Linked DNA regions of Homo sapiens: region 1 is linked to region 2. A link is a contact called in ENCODE Hi-C or POLR2A ChIA-PET data. All regions are on one chromosome and are shown on one strand. The core of a region is the stretch at or near the end of the contact, and the rest is flanking DNA. Distances in the headings are between cores, read along the strand shown.

What was found. A loop is a pair of places that touch in the nucleus more often than their neighbours do. ChIA-PET counts read pairs that join two places held with the same protein, here RNA polymerase II (POLR2A). Pooled maps may share reads with other maps.
Region 1: a map of heart left ventricle shows a loop between it and region 2 (2.2-fold over the local background). The contact joins the enhancer-like site here to the promoter of CASC15 in region 2. A Hi-C loop is called at or near these places in 2 of 168 maps with a recorded cell type or tissue (both heart left ventricle) and 3 of 50 pooled maps. POLR2A ChIA-PET finds 5 or more read pairs at or near these places in 2 of 52 experiments (WTC11 and activated naive CD4-positive, alpha-beta T cell).

What each region holds. Positions count from the first base shown.
Region 1 is chr6:21,909,861-21,916,275 of GRCh38, reverse strand. All of the region lies in intron 5 of CASC15 (cancer susceptibility 15), which reads right to left. Among named protein-coding and RNA genes, the nearest start is that of NBAT1, 230 kb to the left of the region's middle. RefSeq lists an enhancer at 2,020-2,069. Within about 2 kb of position 2,000, at least 5 of the 41 ENCODE cell types and tissues checked have a DNase peak (open chromatin) inside an H3K27ac peak, as active enhancers do.
Region 2 is chr6:21,661,411-21,668,612 of GRCh38, reverse strand. CASC15 (cancer susceptibility 15) reads right to left here and starts at 2,200. Exons shown (of 12, transcript NR_015410.2): 1 at 1,968-2,200. LOC124901483 reads left to right here and starts at 2,553. Exons shown (of 3, transcript XM_047419653.1): 1 at 2,553-2,561; 2 at 2,798-2,966; 3 at 3,655-4,072. The coding sequence starts at 2,553. The coding sequence ends at 4,058. RefSeq lists a silencer at 2,641-2,935.

The sequences.
Region 1 (6,415 bases), core at 751-3,250, 250 kb before region 2:
AATGAGGCAAACTGTATTGCCAGCACCATTCTACAGAGGAGCTGAGGCACAGGAATATGCCTAGAACACTCATCTGCTAACTCACACTGTCTGGAATTTATGTCCCAAAACACATACAAAACTGAAGTGCAAGATTATGTTACTAGGAATTTTCTGCCTCCTTAATTGTCAGTTCTCTTCCTCCCATCCCACACACCCCCCATCAACATAAGCAAATGTCATGGACTTGCCAGGAGATGACTAATAAGCTCATCAACACTGCTTCTCAGCCATCACATAGTATCTGCCACTTTCCTCCTCTCCTGCTCGGTCCCATCCAGTGGTATCTGCCAGTGAGAACCAGTGTCAAAAGTGCTAATGGCCAAGATACTGATTTAGCTGCTGAGCTCCCAGTGATGTCACTTCCCAAGGCTGCACAAGCCACTTTCTCTTCTACTGCCAACCCTGTCCCTGATGTAGTTACTGATGCCACTTAACATACTCAATGTGGCACACAGATTTTGGTAAATCAGTCATCTTGAGATTTTGCTTTCACTTTTAACACAGCCCATTCTCCCTAGGTTTCCAACATGATTCTGTTCGACTGGAAAGTAATCCAAGTGATTGGCAGCATGCTTCCCTTGGAATCCTCTTTCTGTCTATTAACACATTTTTCAACTTTGGTTTACATAAACATCCCTCTATTCGATTGTGAGCTCCTTTGGGCAAGCCTTAAAGAGGTACATAAACTTTCATAAACTCAAATTGCTAGTAGGCATTCAGCTTGTTGAATGAATGAGTTGAGTATTAACTTTCTAACTCCACTGTAAGCTCTTTGAGACTGTACAAGCTCCTATTCACTTTTCTGTTTCTCAGTTTCTTGTTTGTAAAATGAAATCATAAGAGCACGAGCTTCAAAGCGTTGCTGCGAAGATCTGTAAAGCAGTTAAAATGGTACATAGCATACAATAAGCATCTAATAAATGTCTGGTACACAGCATACAATAAGCATCTAATAAATGTCACTATCCATATCTATATACTTAACAGCTACTTACTGTTTTGTATAAGATGTGAACAAAAGTTCTCTGAAAAGGAATTTGGAGAAAAGAGACTTTATTTCAGTGAACAGTCTGCAAACTGGAGAAATACGCTTTGGTGTAAAAGGAAGGTGCATTCCAGAGAACAACAAGAGGGTTTGGATTTTACAGCAAATGTTCCCACCCAAGTTTCCAATCGAGTCTGTTAATTCAAAGATCTGAAACTTGTTTAGTTCCTATTGATTGACACAAGTGAGTTCTGTTGATTGGTTGATACAGCTGAGCCCTGATTGGTCAATACAGCTGAGCTTTGATTGGTTGGTTCAGGTGAGTTCTCAACGTCCCAAAGTTAAAAAGATGTGGGGGTTTCCAGGGTTTGGGGGAACTCAGAGTATGTGTGGGGCCTCAAGTCAGCAAATGGCTGCTTGACTCTATGTTAAATCTAAGCCCACTTAGCCACTTGGGATCCATCTTGAAAAATTGGCTTTTTCAGGTTCTCATCTGTTGACAGACATAAGCAATGTCTATTTGTGCTTTAGATATTTCTTATCCAATTCAACTGTCTTCCTATAGAATGAGGACTTTCCCAGAGGTACTTCAGACAATCATGAAAACAAACTGTTGGAGACCAAAACACCAGACCTCCAGACGTGTCCAGACAGATCTGAATTCAAGAGTATGAGTGAGCAAAGATAAGGCCAAAGGCATAAAACCAGGTAAAACCAAAGGCACGTTTTCCACATGAACTTAAAACTATCAACTGAAAAAGAAAAGAAATGCCTATGGCCATGGATCGGCTATGCTTCTGGGTGGCAATACACAGCATACAACTGACCCAAGTGCCATTCCTACCTACCTAATAAATGGCTGTCAAGAATTATGGCAGTGTGCTGCTCTGTATTTTGGTGGACACACCAACATAAATCCAACTAATATCAGACTGTGTGACCTCACCCTTGGACGCGAGCCAGAGGTTTCACTTGAGATCTCGGAAGTTATCAGATCTGGAAAGTGTTTCAGTTGCTTTCTCTTTTAGCCCATTTTAAGCAAAACAAAAGGCAGCACGGACCCAAAGAGGCAAGAAGGTAAAACCAGAAATTGTCTATACTCCATTACCCCAAATTACCTGATGATGAATAAATATTCATTGTTCCGTGGTTTCAATAGAAAGTAAACACCTATTTAAAAAGACCTGATCTTCGTCATGCCTTTAATCTCTTCCTTTTCGCTTATATCAGAGAGAGAATATTCATGCTTCCTGACCGAAAGATATGCTTCTAATACAACCTCAAACAAACCCTGACCCAAACCCTGATTCAGTGTTCTTTTTTTTTTTTTTTTTTTTTTTTTAATTGAGACAGAGTCACTCTGTTGCCCAGGCTGGAGTGCAGTGGCTCGATCTCGGCTCACCAGTCTCTGCCTCCCAGGTTCAAGCGATTCTCCTGCCTCAGCCTCCCACGTAGCTGGGGTTACAGGCATGTGCCACCACACTCGACTAATTTTTGTATTCTTAGTAGAGACAGGGTTTTGCCATGTCAGCCAGGCTGGTCTCAAACTCTTGACCTCAGGTGATCCGTCCACCTCAGCCTCCCAAAATGCAAGGATTACAGGCATGAACCATTGCACCCGGCCACTATATTCTTTTTCTTTCACTCCTTGGTCAGTCCACTATAACCCCTTAACCAGGACTCAGCCCGGTACATACCACTGCACTCCTCCCAGTATACCTTAGTGGAAAAGCTGAAATTGCACTGACGTTAGAGGTGCTGTCCTGATATTTGTTGGCTGAATGATCTCAGATGAATTTCTTCACCTCTCCAGGCCTCAGTTTCTACATCTATAAAAGGAAGCTGATCTCTGCAGCCTCCTTACCACCCAAATTCTCACAGGGTCATTAGCCCATAGGTTTCCAGGTGTGCAGTGAAACACAAAATGCTGAGAAGCCACACCCCACTCTTAGCATATGGATGAAGAAGCTCTGAGGAAGCACATGTGTTGGAGGGTAGGGGAGGCCGTCAGGGTAAAAAATACCAAGACAACTGAATATGGGAGAAAAACACTTCTCTTGTCCCAACTGAAATTGAAAACTGTGAGTGTGCACAAGCACGAAGAATAGCTGTCAGGGAGCCCGGTGCTGTGAAGAAAACCTGAAATCATCCCTCTCTACCAGTACAGAGTATCTTTGTATCCTTGTATCTGCTGCAACTGGAAATGGAGAATTAGGCAGATGGAGTGTTTTTAAGGGATTGGACAATTTATTAGGTGCTATAAAACATAGGCAATCAATAAATAATATTTCAATTGATTTCAACATCATTCCACTGGTTCTCTTTAGGAAATTTCAAGCTGATGCCACAATGTTCCACTCTGCTCTCTGCTGCACATTTAGTGAATTCCCATGTGTCGATACACAAATTTAGAAGCTCAGAACAGCGGAGGCCACCAATATGACCGCATAGCATTGAAGAATTTAATCAGTTAATGTTTCAGGATCTACCCATCAAACATTGACAGCTCACAATCAATGTAAGAAGTTACTTTGTAAAATGGACTTTTTTTTCTCCCTTGAATTTGAGCCCTAGAAGTCTGTAATGCTTGACTTTCCTGGAAAACTTCCAGATTCACACTTCACTTTCAACTTTGTGGATTGAGCTTCGTCTCTTAAAGACAATAGTGAATGGTTTTGTACTGGCTGTTAAGTCTGCTTTTAAGAATAGTTTAGGTATTCTTTGCAAAGAGGCTTCTGTTATTTCCATCGTGTTATTTTATTTTCAATTTTTCCTTTTTCCCTTCCATTTGAAATCCCCCCTCGGTGGTGTGCCTAAGTGCTCAGGTAATATACATACAAATGCTTCAACAGACAGATGGGTAAGTACCATCTCATGGTGCCCATACTTCTTAGTGAAAAAAGTATCCAAAACAGAGTGCAGTAATTCCATCCCCTCAAGTGCTATAATAATCCCTGCAGATGGCAGTTCTGCAACTGAAACTGCAGCACAATGGATATATAAATTAGGGCTACCAATAATGCTTGACAATACAATGAAGTAAGTATTCCAATATTCCCATTTCTAATACACACATTACATAAAACCAGAAAAATTACTTTTAAGACAAGCAGCGAAATAAAACTTTCTAAAACGTTTTGCAAAATCAGTGCTACATTCTCATCTTTTTCCATACGCAATTTTCATGTAACTGAGTGTATACTCCAAATAGAAAATTTTCTTAAGCTGTAGACCTCATCAGCTTTGTAGGTTAGTCTCTGTGAGCACAGGATACCTGAAAGCTGGTTAATGAATAATATTTCAGAAATCTTTACTAACATGCTAATCACAATTGGATAGCTCTCATTTAATTATTTAAAAAAGAAAAGAAAACCTAAGTATTATTATTATCCTCATCTTCTAGCTGAGGAAATTAAAGCTGAAAGAGGTTAAATAATTTACCTAAGGTCACATTGCTAGTGGTGACAGAACTGGGATTTAAACCTGGGAATTCGGCTCCCAAGCACTTAGCTACTATACAATATTACCCTGGTAGTTAGTACTAGAGTCCTTAGTTTCACAGGGGTAAGGGAGGAGACTCATATATTTGCCTTAGAAAACATCTTATTAAAATGCCAGACTAAAACACACCCAGTCCAGTGAGATTTGCCTACAGAAATACCTACAGGACCTAAACTTATAGATTCCTTTGCCTATGCTTTTGCTCCAGAAGCAAGGCCAGGGCCCCTGTGAATTACGGGGATCAGTGGGAGCCCATGGCTGTCTACCTACTTGTTCACCTGCTTTTAGTTATCTGGAGACATTGTGCCTCCTGAACTGTACACATATGAAAAAATGTCAAGGTCATCAATATTTACCTCTTATGAACCCAAAGGTCCCATTAAAAAGGTATCAGTTATTTGTGGGAATGTTTTAGTCACCTGACATGATGGGAGAGGAGGAAGAGCTTGGAACTATTAACATTTTATTGTAATCTCTAATATGAGAAGTCTACTGCCACCACCAAAGTCAAAGCTGAAATTAATATTTGTAACATAAAAATATCATGGGTGCTACTCAGTTTTCATGAATCTAATGTTATCAACAATGACAAGTCAGAAGACCCCATCACATTAGGCGCAACAGGAAAGCTCTGAACAGCATGCAATTCCAAAGTGATGATGATACACTAAATGTCAGATACAGCCTTCAGATTCTTGTTCTTTTTTTACTTTTATGAAGTATGAAATTCTTGTTCTTTGTTACTTTTTTTAAGTATGAACACAGGCTAGTCGTTTTGTGTACACTCCACCCCACCCTAAAAATATTGCTGTATTTATCATTACACTTCTTTTTTTTTTTGAGAGTGTCCCACTTTGTCACCCAGACTGGAGTGCAATCTCGGCTCACTGCAGCCTCAACCTCCCAAGCTCAAGTGATCCTCCCACCTCCCACCTCACCCTACAGAGAAGCTGGAATCACAGGCATGCGTCACCACATCCAACTAATTTTTGTATTATTTGCAGAGACAAGGTCTCGCTATGCTGCGCAGGCTGGTCTCAAACTCCTGGGCTCAAGTGATCCACCTGCCTCAGCATCCCAGAGTGCTGGGATTACAGGTGTGAGTCACCACCGCACCCAGCCAACACTCCTAATTCTTTTTTTTTTTTTTTTTTTTGAGACAGAGTCTTGCTCTGTCACCCAGGCTGGAGTGCGGTGGTGCGATCTCAGCTCACTGCAACCTCTGCCTCCTGGGTTCAAGTGATTCTCCTGCTTCAGCCTTCCGAGTAGCTGGTACTACAAGTGTGCGCCACCACGCCCAGCTAATTTTTGCCTTTTTGGCAAAGACAGGGTTTCACCATGTTGGCCAGGATGGTCTCGATCTCTTGACCTCCTGATCCACCCGCCTTGGCCATCCAAAACGCTGGGATTACAGGCATGAGCCACTGCCCCCAGCCAACTCCCAATTCTTGATAATTCTTTAACCTTGTAAAAAGAAACTGAGTTCTACAAATAAGCCACGAAGTTTCTCTGATGTCTTGATATAAGAATATCAAGAGCAGAAAGCATGGAAGAAAGATGTATAAAATTTAGCAGGGTGTCTGCATGATGAAACCAGGATTGACATACTAACGTTTTTAATGAAAATCTCCACCGGGTGTGGTGGCTCATGTTTGCCAGGCGTGGCGTCTCATGCCTGTAATCCCAGCACTTCGGGAGGCTGAGGCGGGTGGATCATCTGAAGTCAGGAGTCCGAGACCAGCCAGGCCAACATGGTAAAACCCCATCTCTAGTAAAAATACAAAAATTAGCCGGGTATGGTGGCGGGCGCCTATAATCCCAGCTACTCAGGAGGCTGAGGCAGGAGAATTGGTTGAACCCGGGGGGTGGGGCGGCGGAGGTTGCAGT
Region 2 (7,202 bases), core at 951-3,450:
GGTCATTCTGCCTCCTCACTTTGTAAAAGAAAGTAATTGTTGCAATAATATATTTCAGTCTTTGATATGAAAACTCAAAACTACATAGTTCTAGCAGTTGAATCATTTCTAGGTACAATAGTAACTACTTCAATAGTAACTACTACTATACAGAATCAAAAGTTGAAGAAGTTAAAAGACAATGTTTGGGCGTTTCCTCAAGTTATTGACAGTGCATGCGCTTTGATGTTTCATTTGTCTTGTCAAAAGTAAGTCCAAGGAAGTGAGGAAAGCCTCTAGCACTTGGGAATATATGAGAGAAGAAAGTGGAGAAGGTAATAAACTATCCTGGCATCAGAAATGATCTCACAAAACATACCTGAAGATAATAACCTTTAGGTTATTCTGCATGTAGAATTCAAAAAGCCTATTCTGCATATTCCTAATATTTAGATATCACCTCAGATAAGGCATACATTTGCCCACTTTCAATAAACCCCCAACTTCAGTCTCCAAAATGCTTTTCCTTTTTTTTTTTTTTTTTTTGAGACAAAGTCTGGCTCTGTCACCCAGGCTGTAGTGTAATGGCACGATCTCAGCTCACTGCAACCTCAGCCTCCTGTGTTCAAGCGATTCTCCTGCCTCAGCCTCCCAAGTAGCTGGGACTACAGGCACGCACCGCTACGCCCAGCTAATTTTTGTATTGTTAGTAGAGACGGGGTTTCGCCATGTTGGCCAGGCTGGTCTCGAACTCCTGACCTCAAGCGATCCACATGTCTCGGCCTCCCAAAGTGCTGGGATTACAGTGAGCCACCGCGCCCGGCCCCCAAAATGCTTTTTCTACAAACCAAATGACAGTATGGGATAAACAACTCCTGTATAAAGTGGAAAAGCGCTGGGAGAAATTGTACCTAAAGTGGCAACGTTTACTGGGTGTTGAGTGTTCCCCTCATTCGCGCATGACCCAACCTAGAAACATTCCTAAGTTAAGCTACTTAGGAAACAAAGTTAGGGCGTCTTCCTTAGCCTATAAAAACGGAGTGGACTGCGCTGCCTCTTCACCCCGCAGCAGCAGAAACAGCCATCCCTCTTTTGGACGGGCGTGGCAGATAGAAACAAAAGGTTAAAACACAAAAGGCGGGGCGGAAGGCTGGGTCAGAGGAGCTTCTGGGGCTCACGTTCTGCTTTCTATTCAAACACACTGAAGTGGGGTTGGGGGCGGGGGGTGATGGAAAGTGAGAGAGGTGAGGACGGATACCAAGGATTGCCTGGGTTATTCCGGGTGGATCGTGAAACTGAAAGGGGCGGACGGGATGGCTCTAACTAGTGGTCCAGGCCCCATCCCCTCCATCCCTGCATCTCTGACAGTCTGTAACCTGTGGCTTCCTCCACCCCATCTCAGCCCCGAAGAAAACTTTCTGAACTCTTAGCTGTTTGTTGTAAACCTCTCCTTGACCGCTAACACAAGGGACCAATCCCCTCCAACCCAAACCTTTCTTCCTTCCATTGTTGCAGCGTTTTTATATTGTGCGTGGTATCTACAGAGCGCTCTGCAGACAGCTAAGTTATACAAACGACCCCCATATCCATATCGCTTTCTTTTGCATGACCAGGGTCAGGGCTAGGGTGGGGGCGAGGCTGGACTTGACCCTCTCAATTTCTGCATATTCATCCCTACATGAGTGCAGCTGGAAGAACGCGAAGCAATACCCCCTCACCCCACCCTTTTGAAACCCTCCTCCCCATCCCCCCAGCCCCTCATATAAAGAAGCACATAAGATAAATGCCTACTTGGCTTTTGCCTATTAAAAATAAACAAATGAAACAATTGCGCGAGTTCTTTAAAGAACAAAAGAGAAGGGAACGGGGAAAGGAGGTACAATTTACCAGCCAAACTTTGCCACTGGGCTACTCCTCTGCCCTCCGAAGGGCGGGGAGCGGGGCGAGTTGAGGGGAGAGAGGTAAACAAGACAACAGTCCCCACTCACCTTCTTCCCCACTTCGTCGCACTTTTAAGGGACATTTCCCCCGCTGCAGTCCACGAGGCGTTCGGACACTTTTTCCCGGCCTGACAGCAGAGAAAGTCGGGGCGGCAAAGTTGCGAGAGGGAGATACCCCGGCGTCCGGGGGAGAGGGGAGGAAAGAGAGTTCATCAGAGTTCCCCCTTTTGTTCCAAGTCCCGGAGCAGACAAAGAGGCGGCGAGCGGCGGCAGGTTTCTCCCTCTCACCCCTTCTTCCTCTCTCCCTCCCCTCCCTCCCCGCCCCCTCCCTCTCCCCGCATCTCCCGCCCGGCTCGGGAACCTCCGAGGCGAGCTGGGGCTGCTCGGTCCCCAGTTCATCACAACTCTGCCCAGACGGTCTCCTCCCACTGCCAGGCTCGAAACTTTCCCCGGGAGATGCCAGCCCTGGCCCCCTCCGCACCGCGCACAAGTCTGGGGTGGTGGGCAGGGGATCTCCAAAATCATTGTTTCCCGGAGATGCACCTCTTTGTTTGCACTTTCCCTGCCAATCAATGTGAAACATTCACTTGGGCGTCGAGTTTCTGTCCATTTTTCGTCATCCCAAGAGACAAAATGCAAAGGGTAGGGGGTCAACCCTAGATAAAGGCGCTTACACAATCAGAGGTGGGGCGCAGGCTAGGCTCTTCATCCTCCTTCCTCCTCTCGGATTCACCCTCCTCCCTCCTCTCGGATTCACCCTCCTCCACCCAATACACAGAACAACTCAAAGGGGCTCCAAGTGTTAGGAAACTCCTCTCCCGCCCTTCCCCACCTACCCCCACCCACGCTGTCCCTCTGGAGAGCCCTCTAATTGGCAGGACAAAGGCCAGCTCCGGGTTCGGCCGGGGCCTCCGCCCATCCCTCGGGGCTACCTGTTGCTGCAGGCGCAGCGCAACTCGGTCCAGGGGCTCCGAGGAAGAATTCCCAGCTCCAGCATCGCGCCCACCTTCTCAGGCCCCGAACTTCCCCTAATCTCAAACTGCGAAGGCAAGGCTCTCAGGATGACCAGGCGCCCTCTGACCCTACAGCCAGGCGCTGCTCACTCGTCCTCTTCCCTACACCACGTCCTCGTGCTCACCCCAAAGATCTGACTCGGGGTCCCAGGCCGCCTCCTCATCCTCCACCCCCTGCCGCGACACGTCCCAGCCGAGCATCCCCTCTTTCCTTCCCCTCCCCCACTGCCTTGTCCGGGACAAATCAGGTGTCTCGGACCAGGAACAGCTCCCGACCCTTCCCCAGGTCCCTTCCAGTCATTCTCAACCTCCAGAATTGGGACCCCATCCACATGGTCCCCCACCCCTCGACCCTGATCCCAACTTCGGGCCATAGCATTAGCTCGCTGAGTGACTCAGAGCAGCACTCGTTTTCCTTCTAGATCCACTAGAATTGAAGAAAAAGAAAGCAGGGAGGTGGGGGAAATGGGAGAGAGTAGGGGCCCGCATGGGGAAGCAATTTCTAGGGCAAAAGAAAAAAACATTTCAATGCGAACACCCACCCTCCAGTTGGTATCCAGCCCGTCGCGCACCTTTGCCTCCACCCTCTTTCCTTTCTCCCCATCCCAGACTTGGAATCCTTTCGGGTTGGTGAAGTTTGGGGGTAGAAGGATGAGGTAGACGGAACCTTGGGGACCTGGGGGCTATGTCCTGGGTTGGCTTGCGGGGGGAGGGGCATTAAGAGGAGGGCTCCCGCTGGGTCCGGAATGTGGTGGCGGTAGGTCCCTGCACCCGCCCGGCGACTCCTTGCCAAGGTCTCTCCTCCAGAGCAGAACAAAGACGCCGCGAGGAGAGCTTCTGTCCTCGCCTCCCCCGCCCCGCGCTTCACTCGCACCAGCCCACGCCGCTCTCGGAAACTTTACAACCAACTTCCCCTAGAGTTCGTGCGCGCGGCGAGTGGGCCAGAAGGAGAAACCGGGACAATCGCATCCCGGGACCAGAGATGCCCTCTTCCGCGTCCCCTCCTGGACAGGGAGCACCACCTCTTGCACCGCCCGTCCCAGTCTGCGAGCTGGGCGACCCGCGGTGCCAGGGCGAGCGGAGCACGCGCTTTTCCCAGCCCCTTAAGCGAATGATGTTTCTTTAGTCTGGACGCGTACAGTACTGGGCAGTGGGGTCGGAGATAAAGAAGCGGCCGCCGGCCACGCGCAGGGCCGCGGCTCTGGCCGCAAAGTGAGGCCGAGAGCGCAGGAAGAGCACGGGTGTGAGCCGCGCCCGTCGGGCCGGGTTCCTGCGCGTCCCGTTCCGCCCTCGGATCCCAGCGAGCAGCCGCGAGGCAGGACTCAGGGACCGCCCGGGCGGACCTCCTGGAACGTCGGCCTCCTCACCTGCGGGGAGCCCCGACACCTGCGCCGTCTCCTTGCGGAGCCCTGGGTCTCTTGGGCAGTCAGTCGCCTACTGGAAGCTCAGGAACCTCATCTTAGGCGAGGAATCTTGAACGCACCACAACCAACCACAAAGAGAAAACAGCCCCCACCCACTCCTGTCTGGCACATTTTCCTCTTTGTTTAATTATGTTGACTTCCAGAATTCTCTTTTTGGGAGAAGCCTACCCTCCCCCAGACAAAACCTTTCCTTCTGTTATCCTCAGGGATCTGCGTGGAAAATAATGAAAAGTCAGTACTTTGAGACAATTCCATTCTGTTGCCTCTCGAAAATGCTCCAGGTTATAGGGTAAATCAACCAAGATAGAATTTTTGACTTCGAAATAACACCCAATACTCCGCTTACTAATCAGAGCTATTAAAACATTACCGATCCTTTGAAAATGTTTACTGTTTGTTTCTCTCTTTTTTATGGGAATGAAGAGTAAGGGTCATTTGCTAGGTGCAAAAGTCAATATGGCCTTAAGAAGGCTTTCTTCCTGCTGCCTGTCTTTATGAAATATTGCTCTCAGAGCTGTTTGAAGTATCTCCCTTTCCCAACCTGCTTGTGAACAAACATTTCTTCCTGGAATCTTGGTCTTCAACAGGTCAGAGCTCCCCCATCTCTGTAATAAAGCCCACTCCTGGGACAATGTATGAGCTGTTCACTCCTACCTTTTAAAAGCATACCATCTTTTCTCAGATGCCACCACAGCTTTAATATATTTTTAAAGAGTTAATTAACATCATCTAGGCTCAAAGATGGATATAGCAGAGCATATCAGCCAGGTATCTTTTCTGTACTAACAGGGCTGGGGCTCCACCAGTATGTCATGGGCTTCCTACTGGCAGGCCAATGGCATCTTACTCTTCCCTCTCTGCTTCCCCATTCAAGGGCTTCCTGTGGCTGCCAGACCCCACTTTGCCAGTGCAGAGGGGCAGGGCAGAGGAGCCAGGCAGTTAATTCCTCTCAGAGCAGCCCTCAACCAATCAAAGATAGGTGTTGAGGCCAGGCATGGTGGCTCACACCTGTAATCCCAACACTTTGGGAGGCTGAGGTGGGTGGATCATTTGAGGGCAGGAGTTCGAGACCAGCCTGGCCAACATGGTGAAACCTTGTCTCTACTAGAAAATACAAAAATTAGTGGGGCGTGGTAGTATGTGCCTGTAAACCCAGCTACTCGAGAGGCTGAGACAGGAGAATTGCTTGAACCCATGAGGCGGAGGTTGCAGTGAGCCTAAATAGTGCCAGTGCACTCCAGACTGGGCAACGGAGTGACACTCCATCTCAAAAAAAAAAAAAAAAAGGTGTTGATATAAAAATACTCCAGCTTCCCCACTGAGCTTAGGACTACGGTAAATTGTACTCTAGTCTCCCAAAGGTGCCCAACTTTGAGTTTCAGATACACACAGCAGTAACCTCCCCTTTAGGGAACAGTGTTACCTGCCTGCCATCCTTCCTTCCTTTCTTCCTTCCCTCCTGGTTTCTCTACTTATTTCCTTCACTCTCTTCCCTGCCAATGCTTTCTAGGATCTCATCCCAAATAGATTACAATACTTGCCCTCAAATCCTACCCTTTGGGTCAGTTTCTGGGGAAACACAACTAAGAAACCTCTTATATATGTTCTTTCTAAAGGGAGGACTCTGTTCTATTTGGAGAATGAAGTTACAAGATCCGATTTTCTCTAAAAAAGAAGTTATTTAATTAATGAGAAATGTCTTGAGTTATCTAGTTCATTTTCTATGTAATAGTTTAAAATTAGATAGCTTACTGAAGGAAACGTTAAGTAGCAATAAGTAGGATCATATGTCATACGTGAAAGTTTTGCACAGAGAGTCATTAAACAGAAAGAAGCTCCGTAAGTCTAATGCTAGCAATCAGCAATGCAACAGGAAATACTGTTAGAATCACACTTTTGAAAAATTAGTTAGAAGTAACATAGCTTTTGATTGAATCCCCAGTGAGAGTGAAGGAGTATAATAAACATTTCCCATACTATATGACCAGTGAGAGATCCCACAGTGTCTTTCTGCAAACTTCTTATAGCATTGATTGGCCAACTACTTAATGCAACATTTTTCTTTCTTTCTTTCTTTCCTTTTTTTTTTTTTTTGAGACGGAGTCTTGCTCTGTCGCCCAGGCTGGAGTGCAGTGGTGCCATCTCGGCTCACTGCAACCTCCGCCTCCTGGGTTCAAGTGATTCTCCTGCCTCAGCCTCCTGAGTAGCTGGGATTACAGGTGTGCACCACCACACCCAGCTAATTTTTGTATTTTTATTAGAGATGCGGTTTCACCATGTTGGTCAGGCTGGTCTCAAACTCCTGACCTCAGGTGATCCACCCGCCTCGGCCTCCCAAAGCGGTGTGATTACAGGCGTGAGCCACCACACCCAGCCACAACATTTTTTCATATGTGTGAAATGATATATTAAATATCCTCTTAGCCACCATTATGAATAGGTCATCAACTGTTCACATAATTATAGGCGCCTAATGCTGTTCCTAGCTCCAGAATTTTCTTTCTTAGGTTCCTTTCACCTCTGCTTTTCTGAAGTTATCACCGTAGTAGTCATTAGTACTATTCAGCAAATTTTTCTTACTCTCTGGCTACATGGTAGAATGCAATTCCCTGCCTACCCTGGGTCAGATGTGGCCACATGATTTGTTCTGGCCAATGAAATGCGAGCATAAACTATGTTTGTCTCTTCCAGGTGGAAGCTTTAAGATTTTGGTGTATGATTTTGACATGCCCCTTTTCCATCTGCTACCGTGCTGGATAGGGATGCTGATTTACCCTGGATACCAAACTGAGTACCCACCAGGCAACCCTCAGTGGTCATTTAGTGTGAACAGAAATTTTCTTATA